Linked DNA regions of Homo sapiens: region 2 is linked to region 1. A link is a contact called in ENCODE Hi-C data. All regions are on one chromosome and are shown on one strand. The core of a region is the stretch at or near the end of the contact, and the rest is flanking DNA. Distances in the headings are between cores, read along the strand shown.

Evidence for each region. Hi-C counts contacts between places; a loop is a spot of excess contacts on that map. Pooled maps may share reads with other maps.
Region 2: a loop to region 1 is called in a pooled map, with 14 times the contacts of the local background. The contact joins the promoter of MDM2 here to the promoter of RAB21 in region 1. A Hi-C loop is called at or near these places in 7 of 50 pooled maps.

The regions. Positions count from the first base shown.
Region 1 is chr12:71,752,524-71,758,762 of GRCh38, reverse strand. RAB21 (RAB21, member RAS oncogene family) reads right to left here and starts at 3,900. Exons shown (of 7, transcript NM_014999.4): 1 at 3,475-3,900. The coding sequence starts at 3,633. RefSeq lists enhancers at 3,009-3,198, 3,839-4,128 and a silencer at 3,579-3,858.
Region 2 is chr12:68,806,154-68,812,677 of GRCh38, reverse strand. It overlaps MDM2 (MDM2 proto-oncogene), which reads right to left and starts at 4,501. Exons shown (of 11, transcript NM_002392.6): 1 at 4,187-4,501; 2 at 3,386-3,470. The coding sequence starts at 4,200. RefSeq lists enhancers at 3,524-3,913, 3,013-4,212 and a silencer at 4,414-4,803.

The sequences.
Region 1 (6,239 bases), core at 2,651-5,150:
TCATACCTGTAATTTCAGCATTTCAAGAGGCCAAAGCAGAAGGATTGCTTGAGCTCAGAGTTCTACAACAGCCTGGGCAACATAGCAAAACCTCAACTCTACCAAAAAAAAAAAATTAGCCGAGCATGGTGGCGCACGCCTGTGGTCCCAGCTACTTGGAGGCTGAGGTGGAAGGATTACTTGAACCCAGGAGTTGGAGGCTGCAGGCAGCTATGATATCACCACTAGAGCAAGACTCTGCCTCCAAAAAAAAAAAAAGTGAAAGGATTTAAAACGATGTCACTGTCACTGGAGATCCAGTTAAGGGAGCCAGAGTTGTTTACCCAAGAGAAGACAAGATAGCTATCTTCAACTATCAGAAGGAATGTCATATGAGACACCAAGACTCAGTGGGGAGAATTAGGACTGAAAACTACTAAAAATAAAATAGGACCGGAAGTGGTGGCTCACACCTGTAATCCCAGCACTTTGGGAGGCCGAGGCAGGTGGATCACCTGAGGTCAGGAGTTCGAGACCAGCCTGGCCAACACGGCAAAATCCCATCGCTACTAAACATACAAAAATTAGCCAGGCATGGTGGCACATGCCTGTAGTCCCAGCTACTCGGGAGGCTGAGGCAGGAGAACCACTTGAATCCAGGAGGCAGAGGTTGCAATGAGCCGAGATCGCACCCCTCCACTCCAGCCTGGGTGATAGAGTGAGACTCCATCTCAAAAAGAAAAAAAAAAAAATTTAAAAATGAAATGGGACACCTTAGGACAAAGTGAGCTTTCCACTTTCCATAATACCAGTTCATTTCACCTCCAAGATGTTAAAAAAAAAAAGGGGGACAATCACTTGACTAAACATTAGAAGACCAAAATAGTGATCCATACATAACTGTCTTAAATTCCTGTCAATCCTGCAATTCTTTGAAATGTATGAGAATGTACTTTATAAAATACAAAGTAGTTTACATAGACAGGTACTCTGTTGACGAGAAAAAAGGTGAACTCTTCCTCTCATATCTTCTGACATGATTTCCTCTCCATTTGGAAATTAAAAGAATACAAAGTTGTGTCTTACAAGTCACATAAATCAAATTCCTCTGAAAAATTGTTAAGAAAGATGAGGTTAACTGGTATCTCTGAAAGAGATTAGACACATTGCTGTTTACATACATTGGTGTACAACAAAATCCTAAATTCTATAATATAATTCAGATATTAATACTGGATATCTACTATAACTTCATCCTCCCCTCTGTGGAGTACAGTGGCTTTTCATATATTTAAAAACCTTTACTCTGCTTTCAGTTTCAAGAATGTTTTAGAAATTTAAAATGGAAGTGTAATTTTTAAGTTGAAAGGGTATGGCCAGGTGCAGTGGCTCACCCCTGTAATCCCAGCACTTTGGGAGGCCAAGGTGGGCAAATCACCTGAGGTCAGGAGTTCGAGACCTGTCTGGACAACATGGTGAAACCCCGTTTCTACTAAAAATACAAAAAAATTAGCCAGATGTGGTGGCGTGTGCCTGTAATCCCAGCTACTTGAGAGGTTGACGCAGGAGAATCACTTGACCCAGGAGGTGGAGGTTGCAGTGAGTGGAAATTGCTGCACTTCAGCCTGGGCGACAGGGCAAGACTCAAGTTATCTTTTGAAAAAAAACGTGGAGACCTCAATTACAATAGTTTTCTTTTATCTTAGATCTTTGCATAAAGGAAAACACTAGATGGGTTATTTATCAATATACCGAGGTAATGTGATTTAATTGCTCAAAATCTGAAGTCAGACAGGGGTTCAAATTTGAGCTTGGACACTCCTGCCCCATTGACTTGTGGTAATATTACTGCCAGCAAAATTACTCAACTAAACGTTTTTCCTCAGCTGTAGGGCTATCCACTAAACTATCCACTTCATAGGGTGTTATAAGAATTAAAGCAAGCAGACAGAAAGCAAGCAAAATAATCAGCACAGTAAGAACTCACTAAATGTTAGCTATTGTTACTACTTTACCTAAGTAAATCTCTAAACTTCCAAATGATCCTAGGTATTTGTCCAGTGAATTTTCTTGATCTAAAACACCAGGCTCTCACTAATGACACTGAACAATAACAATTCATTATTAAAATTTTGTCAGTGTTCTGGTACAAGGATTTTTTAAAAATGCAGTTTCCTGGCACTCACTTTTTCAGATATGCTTTACATACGAGTAAAATCAGAGGAGTAAAAATAGAACATGGAATCAGAGCCAGAGCGTCTTGTAAATTCTAGACTCAGTAGTTTAATAATAGCATCAAACATCCAATGTCACAACAATTAGGAGATTACGCATTCTATTAAGTAGTGTCGATGTTCTCACATACTACACATTTACTAATTAAGACCTATTGTGCAAGTTGGGGCGGTAATTAAAGGCAGACAACTTACACTGGACCAGGTCATCAGTGCTTTTTCTGTATATTTATCCTGACAACCCTATGAGCTAGATACTACTATTATGGCCATTTTAACAGAAGAAACAGGCACAGACAGGTTAAGTAACTTACCCAGTATGACACAGCTAGTTAAATGGATGGAGGTGAGACATGAACCTGGACAATCAGGCTCAAAAGTCCACTAGACTTTACTGCCTTTGACCAAATTGGTAAGTCAAATTAGTAGGATAAATTTCTCCTAATAACATCAAAACTGATTTCTCTGGGAGAGGTGGGGTGAGTACAACTCCCTCAAAGGCCTGGCTTCACTCTCAATCAATGATAACATTTTAACACCTTTCCAATGTACCTGTGGAAGAAAGCCGACCTTTTATTTTACAGGTAAAGAAACTGAGTAACAGCAGCGGCTTTTAGTCTGGGGACCAATTGTTGGCCAGTATTCACTTGATGTTTCAGCGTGGGTCAATCGACCTCGCAGAATATGAGTGACCCGCAAGTCAGACCCACGCAGGCTGCAATGAAACTGCGTAACACGCCTAGGCAAGCGGTCATTTCAAAAAACCTCCAGAGATGGCTCTTTTGCCATTCCTGTTACTCAGGACAAAATGGAACTTGCATAAACACTTAGTCATCAGTAAGCGCTGAAGTTACAAATCACCTAATTCGCAAAATCAAATACGCAGCTAAGTTCCTAATTCTGAAAGAAAGAAAAGGAGCTAACATTTGGAGACTGCAACACTGACACCTGGGACCCAGGAACTGCAGTAAATGGGAAAAAACAGCCCACGGACGGAGACCACAACGTGCGCAGCCACCACGGGGAACACTGGGGACTTTTCAGGGCCCTTCCACTTCCCTCCCAACAGCCTGTCCTCGCGTCTACAGGCTGCCCCGACCTGGTGATTCCCCAGGGCGAATTCGGAAAGGTAAACCGAAGGCGGAGATGACAGGCCTGAGATTTGCCAGCCTACATCCAGGGGACCAGGGCGGCAAAGTTTCCCCAGCCCCGGAGGGGTAGGGGCCCTGAGGCGCCCCCTCCCGCTCCCCGAGGTCCGCACCTGCAGAGTGGTGATGTGCTTGTCGTTAAACTTGTTCTCGCAGTAGCGCAGCACCAGCGACGTCTTCCCCACGCAGCCTTCCCCCAGCAGCACCACCTTGAACGAGTAGGCTCGGCCCGCCGCCGCCGCCCCGCCGCCGCCGCCGCCGGCCGCAGCCATCCCGTCGCTTCCCGGCCGCCCGAGCCCGAGTGTCGCGCCGCCCTCCCGACAGCCGCGGCAGCGCCTTCACAGCCACGGCCGGCTCAGCCCCCACCGCCCCGGCCCCGCCGACCCGGGCGCTGTCCCCACGCCCTCCTCGGGCGAGGCCTGGAAGGGCTGAGGGAAAGTCCGAGAATGAAGGGCCCCAGCCCACCACGTCAGGCACCGGAGGAAAAGCGAAGAACGATCCCTCTCTGCCTCCCTCTAATGGCGTCTCCTTCCTCCTACGTCACACCTCGGGTCACGTGAGCGCCGGTGCCGGGGCGGCCCCTGCGACTAGCCCCAGAAGAACGTGCCTGGACGTGGGCGGGGCTTCTGGGGCATCTCCCGGGGTGGAGCTGGATGTGAGTCGAGCGCCTACTGGCAATCTAGGGCAGAGCCCCGCCGCTTGCGAGCCACCTCTGCTTTTCAGTTGGTGGGAGCCAGCGGGAATAAGGAACCAGGAATTTGAGGCGAGCCCAGCTCTGGTGAAATGAAGGGCAGAACTTCATCGTTTTTGCATGTTCACAATGCTAATGATCTGTCACACCAGAGGTCACTGTAAACCATATCTGCCAAGGTGCCCTTGAATCTCTCTCTGTGGGATCCCGAATCATAGCGCTTCCAAGTTCCTCTGACCGCCTGGTCAACTACTCCATCATCTTTCAAGTCTCAGCTTAAACCGCGTCCCTGACCACCCAATCCTTCCCCCATCCTTCCATTCCCCCACCTCACAAAATTAGGTATTTCTTACCACCAGTATACCTCCTTTACTAGGGCTTTACACACTCCATGGATATTATTAATACTTTGCTAAGTGTTTATCGACTCTCATTAGACTATAGGTTTGTTGAGGGCAAGGTCTGTATAAGAGCTGCCCACCTTTGAATTCCTAACCCCAAGTGCTCTTCAGTTTTTCTGACTTTCATGAAGCCTCTGACGTTCCATGGTACTCCACCTTGAGGTGGCTTGTTCGATGATTGCTTGTTTTTTCTCATCTGCATCCCCATTCTTTTTTGTTTGTTTGTATTGTTAGTTTTGAGATGGAGTATCGCTCTGTCGCCCAGACTGGAGTGCAGTGGCGTGATCTCAGCTCACTGCAGTCTCTGCCTCCTGGTTCAAGTGATTCTCCTGCCTCAGCCTCCCGAGAAGCTGGGACCATAGGCGCCCACCACCGCGCCCCGCTACTTTTTGTATTTTTAGTGGAGACAGGGTTTCACCATGTTGGCCAGGCTGGTCTTGAACTCTGACCTCAAGTGATCCACCTGCCTCGGCCTCCCAAAGTGCTGGGATTATAGGTGTGAGCCACCACGCCCGGCCTGCCTCCAAGAAACCATACTCCTCCAAGAAATCATACTAATATTTCTGAAAATTTACTGGAAACCTGGTGTCAGGTAAACATTTTTTTAAAAATCAAACTTCTTTCACACTTCAAACCAGGTTAAAAAAAAAAAAAGAGGCCGGGCGTGGTGGCTCATGCCTGTAATCCCAGCACTTTGGGAGGCCGAGGCGGGCGGATCACAAGGTCAGGAGATCGAGACCATCCTGGCCAACATGGTGAAACCCCATCTCTACTAAAATACAAAAAATTAGCTGGGCATGGTGGCACAAGCCTATAATCCCAGCTACTCGGGAGACTGAGGCAGGGGAAGCGCTTGAACCCGGGAGGCAGAGGTGGCAGTGAGCCGAGATCGCGCCACTGCACTCTAGCCTGGCGACAGAGGAAGACTCCGTCTCAAAAAAAAAAAAAAAAAAAAAGAGAGTCGGTTAATTCATTCAACAAATATTTAAATGTGCCCACCATATGCCAGGCACTGTGATCAACAAGATAAAATGTCTCTGTCCTCACAGAGCTTACATTTTATCAGGGAAGACAGACATACTCAATTGTACAATAAATGCTTTCATCTTGATGAAACAGTTCAGAGTATCTTGCAAGCATATATGAGAACCCAACTGATTTAGCATGCTAGAGAAGCTTTCCCTGGAGAAAGTTATCTTTGGGTAAGAGTAACCTAGTCAGGAAGGACAGGAGAGCTCTGCAAACAGAGATAACAGCATGTTCAATGGCTTTAGATAGGAAGGAGCATCTAAAGTTGAGCAACTGTAAATGTGACTAGAATTTAGGGAGGAAAAAAAAACTCCAGAAGAGACCATGAGGAAGTTGGGGATCAATACTGAAAGGGTCTTTAAGCAAATGAAGGATTTTCGTAAGATGACTGACATAATCAGATTTGACCACTCTGGCTATCATTTGAAAAGTGAATTGGAGAAGGATAATATTTTAGATTTGTTTAGAACCAACCATTAAAGAGACTCTATGTTTTATAAAATATCCTCATGATTGTATCTAAAGATATATTTTCCAACTCTCTCCTCCACATTCCTCCCCTTAGGGTCTTTGCACATTTATAGACACTTCCAGAACTAGAAAAGAACTTCATTTTGAGAGAGCACCTTCCATTGTTCTTTCTGAGCACTTCCTCATATTGGATTGAAATCTGCCTCTCTTCACCTGCAATTAATTATTTCTGTTTATATTTATACATTATATATCGAATCCCTATTCCCTATAAACATATGAAGAA
Region 2 (6,524 bases), core at 3,252-5,751, 2.9 Mb after region 1:
AGGTGTTCAAGACCAGCCTGGGCCACACTGAGAGACTCCACCTCTACAAAAAAAATTTAAAAACTAAAACAAAAACAGGTAACAGGCCAAAGTTGGCTGACAGGCTAACATTTGCCTGCCCCTTATCTAGAGGTTTTACAAATGGTCTTGAGAAAAATAATTGTCATGGGGGAGGGGAATGTAATATACTATGCACTTTCTCCCTTCCTTTTGGTTTATCAAAATCTGCAAAACTCAAGTATCTTTACAGCTTGCCACTACCACACAAACTGGTACCTCTGCACCTCTCTTTAATATGCCCCGGTCCTCTGTCTAACTTTAAAATCTGACAGCACCCCCATTGGGGATGCCTTAAAAACAGATTTTTAAAAATTGCCTATTTCCAGCTAATCAATAAAACAAATATTATTTAACAATTGAAAAATTTAAAATACATATAGAATTGAATTATTAATTTTTCTGATCACTTTTTTTTTTTTTAACTGTGCTTACATATGCACTTTACTTTCAGGCTAAAGAATGGACTCTCTCAAAAAAGATTTAAAAATAACCTTTTTTCTCCTGAATTTTTATTATATGCTATATTAGCTTCAAATTAGATAAAATAATTCAAAGTAAAAATCTGTAATGGAAGCCAGGTGCAGTGGCTCAGGTCTGTAATCCCAGCACTTTGGGAGGCCGAGGCAGGCAGATCACCTGAGGTCAGGAGTGTGAGACCAGCCTGGCCAACACAGTGAAACTCCGTCTCTATTAAATATACAAAAATTACCCAGGTGTGGGCCAGGCGCAGTGGCTCATGCCTTTAATCCCAGCACTTTGGGAGGCCAAGACAGGCAGATCAGGAGGTCAGAAGTTCAAGACCAGCCTGGACAACATGGTGAAACCCTATCTCTACTAAAAGTACAAAAATTATCCGGGTGTGGAGGTGGGTGCCTGTAATCCCAGCTACTCGGGAGGCTGCGGCAGAATTGCTTGAACCCAGGAAGCAGAGGTTGCAGTGAGCCGAGATCATGCCACTGCACTCCAGCCTGGGCAACAGACCAAGACTCAGTCTCAAAAAAAAAAAAAAAAAAAAATCTGTAATGGAAAGCCATCAGTATATTAGTGACTTAAAAGACATGTATTAATGAGAAAACAGCTATAAAAGATAATAGCATTTGTAATCTTACATTGAAGAACAAGAAGGTAAATTACAGGTGAAGATCTAAATATTTAAAAAATTTAAATCTAGAAGAAAATATAGGAATATATTTGCAAGATCTTGGGACAGGAGAGTTCTTCCAAAGCATGATATGAAATTCAAAAGCCAACAAATTTTACTTCACAGAATTGTTCTCAATGGGGAAAAGACAACATAAAATTAAATGCTACATTAGTAAACAACAAAAGTTAAATATACTTGAAACACATAGAGCTACTCCAATTACTAAGAAAAATTTTAAAAAACTAAAAGGAAAATGGACAGATAAGACTAGGCAAGTCCCAGAAGAAATAAATGACTTAACAAAATGGAGGCCTGGTGCAGTGATTCACGCCTGTAATCCCAGCACTTTGGGAGGCCGAGGCAGGCAGATCACCTGAAGTTGGGAGTTCAAGACCAGCCTGACCAACATGGAAAAACCCCATCTCTACTAAAAATACAAAATTAGCTGAGCGTGGTGGCGCATGCCTGTAATCCCAGCTACTCCAGAGGCTGAGGCAAGAGAATCGCTTGAACCCGTGAGGCAGAGGTTGCAATGAGACAAGATCTCGCCATTGCACTCCAGCCTGGGCAACAGGAGTGAAACTCTGTCTCAAAAAAAACAAAAACAAAAACAAAAAGGAAAGGTGCCCAGCCTCACCAAGAAACTAGAGAAAAATGAATTTAAACAATGGTACAGTACCTTTTATCAAAAAAATAGTAATAATAATAAAAGAGGCCAGGCGCAGTGACTCACGCCTGTAATCCCAGCACTTTGGGAGGCCGAGGCGGGCGGATCACCAGGTCAGGGGATCAAGATCATCCTGGCTAACATGGTGAAACCCCGTCTCTACTAAAAATACAAAAAATTAGCCGGGCGTGGTGGTGGGCGCCTGTAGTCCCAGCTACTCGGGAGGCTGAGGCAGGGGAATGGCGTGAACCCGGGGAACGGAGATTGCAGTGAGCCGAGATTGTGCCACTGCACTCCAGCCTGGGAGACAGAGCAAGACTCCGCCTCAAAAAAAATAATAATAATAATAATTAAAGATTGGTGATATTCAGTATTGGCAGGAGTGAAACTGTTAGAGCCTTTTGGTGAGCAAGTTACCAGTAGCAATCAAATAGTAAAATTGAGAACTCAGGAGTTCTAATTCTCTAAAATCTTTTTCTTTTCTTTTTTTTTTTTTTAGACGGAGTTTCGCTCTTATCGCCCAGGCTGGAGTGAAATGGCGCAATCTTGGCTCACCGCAACCTCTGCCTCCTGGGTTCAAGCGATTCTCCTGCCCCAGCCTCCTCAGCAGGGGATTATAGGCGCGCGCCACCATGCCCGACTAATTTTTGTATTTTTAGTAGAGACAGGTTTTCACCATGTTGGCCAGGCTAGTCTTGAACTCCTCATCTCAGGTGATCGGTCCGCCTTGGCCTCCCAAAGTGATGGGATTACAGGGGTGAGCCACCGAGGCCAGCCTATAATTCTATAAAATCTTTCTTACAGAAATAGTCACACGGGATGCATGTACAAAGCGGCACTATCTGTAATACTCAAAAACAGGAGGCAATTTTTAAAAACCTATCAGTAAAGGCATAAATAATTTTTAAAATGGTATACTCATGCTGTGGAATACTATGCAGCCATTAAAAAGAATTCTGTAGACTTTATTTATTGACAAGGATGCAAGTCACAGAACAACTACAGTTTCATCTTGTTAGTACAACAAACAGGACAATAACATAGATTTAAATTCAAATGTAAATATATGTGGGTACGCACACAAAAAATCTAAAAGGAAACATGGAGCAAAAAGCCTGGAATTTTCAGGTTTTACTTTAAAATTTCTCTAATGACAAAAATCTTTAAAACAAGCACGAATAACTTTTTTGACTTTTAGAAACCATTTTTAAAAATTAAATACTGGGAGGTCAAAAAGGAAAAAAAAATCAGTCACGTAACAAACGTAACTTCAACCACGCTTAACAATGTAATGGAACTAATTTTTAAAGCAAATGTGGCAAATGGCTAAAAAAATACTGACCAGTTCTTAACAGTTTTTAACTCCACGCAGTTACGCCAGAGGTAGCACACTTTAAGCTATGCACATACAATTTTATTTACAGAGCCATGCTACAATTGAGGTATACGAAATTTAGTTTATCACTTCATAAAATAAATTATTCTTAAAAGTTACACGAGACAAAAATACTAACCAGGGTCTCTTGTTCCGAAGCTGGAATCTGTGAGGTGGTTACAGCACCATCAGTAGGTACAGACATGTTGGTATTGCACATTTGCCTACAAGGAAAAAAAAGACACGATGAAAACTGGAAATCATGAAACATCTGTGGAAAATACATCATATATAAAGAACATAAACAACAGTTAAAACTAAAGCTACAAGCAAGTCGGTGCTTACCTGGATCAGCAGAGAAAAAGTGGCGTGCGTCCGTGCCCACAGGTCTACCCTCCAATCGCCACTGAACACAGCTGGGAAAATGCATGGTTTAAATAGCCCCAGCTGGAGACAAGTCAGGACTTAACTCCTTTTACTGCAGTTTCGGAACGTGTCTGAACTTGACCAGCTCAAGAGGAAAAGCTGAGTCAACCTGCCCACTGAACCGGCCCAATCCCGCCCAGACTACGCGCAGCGTTCACACTAGTGACCCGACAGGCACCTGCGATCATCCGGACCTCCCGCGCCGAAGCGGCCCCGCAGCCCCCGGCCCCCGTGACCTTTACCCTGAACTCCCGCGGAGACCTCCGAACCACCCCCACCCCCACCGCCGCGAGAGCCGTCCGAAATCCCGCCCTCCTCCCTGGCGGCGACTGCCTAGCCCCAGTCCAACAAAACCTCCGCAAAGCCACGTGCCCCATGCCCCGCGCCCCGCGCCCCGAGCCCCCAGCCACGAACCGCACAAAGGCTGCGAACGGGCAGAGGCTGGGAACCAGCGATAGAGGGGACACCGTCAGAGCCCAGACCCAAAAGTGACCGCTCGCTGCCGGGCCAGTACCTGCTCCTCACCATCCGGGGTTTTCGCGCTTGGAGTCGGGGGTCCCTCAAGACTCCCCAGTTTCCTTCACGGGGCGCGCGGAAGCACGACGCCCTGGGCCTCGGGGATCATTCCACTCTCCGGGCCAGGGCACTGGGCGCTCGTACGCACTAATCCGGGGAGGGACGGTGCTCCTGGCTGCGAAAGCAGCAGGATCTCGGTCAGAGGGGTCGCGGCCGCCCCTCGGGCTCGGCTTCTTGCTCCATCTTTCCGACACACAGGGCCACACAGGCCCCAGAAGCAGCCAAGCTCGCCGCGGTGCCTCGGTGCGCGCCCCCTACCGCCCGAGGGGAGCGCGCGGGTCGTCGCGGCGCATCCGGGCATTTGTGCGCGCGCACACAACCGGCCCCGCTTCCGCCAATTGGGTCCGGGGCTCGGCCGCACCACCTCCGGGATGATGGAGTGGGGGGTGTCGCCCCGCGGGCGCGGCGGGCTGTGAGGCGGGGTGGGGGTGTTGGCCGCGAGCTGAGAGGGTGGGGCTCGGCCTGGCGCGGAGCCAGCAAGGTTTGGCGCTGTGACACTCCTTTAGCCGTTGCGCTATGTTTGTATTTCTTGTGTTTACACTTCCCGCCCGCGGTGGAAACTGCGACAAATGCGGATCTCCGTGTCGCTGTTACCAAAAAGAAACCAAAATTAACAGCTGTTTAATATATTAAGCCCACTCCACCAGCCGCTGGAGTTGTACCCAAATGAGTTATTTTAAGGCCTGTTTTTAAAAAAGATTAAAAATAGCACTTAAGGCAGGCTTATACACCGGTGCATACAGCTGTTCTGGTTGGAGAACGAAGATGCTGGTTACCGTTGGCGGGGAGGGGAGCGGTTACTCTGCGCTTTTAGAATGTTTGGGTTTGGCTGGGCGCGGTGGCTCACGCTTGTAATCCCATCACTTTGGGTAGGCCGAGGCGGGTGGATCACTTGAGGTCAGGAGTTCAAGACCAACCTGGCCAACATGGGAAACGCCGTCTCTACTAAAAACTACAAAAATTAGTCGGGCGTGGTGGCGGTCACCTGTAATCCCAGCTACTCTACTCCGGAGGCTGAGGCAGGACAATCCTGTGAACCCGGGAGGCAGAGGCTGCAGTGAGCCAAGATCATGCCATTGCACTCCAGCCTGGGCGACAGGGCAAGACTCTCAAAAAAACAAAAACAAAGTTTGGGTTTGTTAATCTACACATTCATTATCATTAAAATATATACTTATATATTATGCACTCATTCTGACTCACCTACTTTCCCACAGAGATGTGGCAAAAACGTTTTTGATGCGGTCTCATAAATTGAGGACATAAAGAATTGAGTTAGCTAAACCCAAAAACACAGCCATTGCAAAGAAGGAACACGTTTCTTCTCTGGCCAGTAAGTGATTAGCTCCTTGTGAACAAGGACCTTTTTTTATAAAGTTATATCCTTCCCTTCTGCAGCTTTTTTTTTTTTATAAAGTTATATCCTTCCCTTCTCCCGCTTCCCAGCCTACCAGAAAGGAAACTTCCTTAAACATAGTGGTCACTCAGTTGATTTAAGTTGATTGCCAATATTATTAACTTAAGAGATTTAATATGTGGCTTTTAAAAAGATAATCTCATCTTCATCAGATCATATACAGTGGGGTTTCTAATAGACTCAGTGCTTGACCCTGGATGAAAGAAAATCTCAAGCAGTGAGAAAATGTAAGCATGAAAAGATAAGTGATAGGCTGCGCACGGTGGCTCACGCTTGTAATCCCAGCACTTTGGGAGGCTGAGGTGGGTGGATCACGAGGTTAGGAGTTCGAGACCAGCCTGGCCAAGATGGTGAAACCTTGTCTCTACTAAAAATACAAAAATTAGCCGGGCCCCGTGGCGGGCGCCTGTAATCCTAGCCACTTGGGAGGCTGAGGCAGAAGAATCGCTTGATCTCGGGAGGCAGAGGTTGCAGTGAGCGGAGATCGCGCCACTGCAGTCCAGCCTGGGTGACAGAGCAAGACTCCATCTCAGAAGAAAAAAAAAAAAAAAGAGATAAGTGATAGAGGTTGATATTTGTTAAATATCAAGTGAACGAATGGGTTTGTGCTATAAAAGTTCAGAGACAGAATTAATTGCTTAGTAAATGCTGGAGGCAGTTCACAAAGGCCTCAGAGATCACACATATTTTGTGTCTTGAAAGATGGTGAGACTTAAATAAAAGCAGAGAATATTCCAGGCACAAGAAAATTATCAAAAAATACAGAAAGGAAAATATAAGAGGACTGTTTGAGATACAATAAATAAATCCGTTTGACTTGCATGAAAGTCAAGAAGAAGTTTTAAGAACTTGGAGTCTC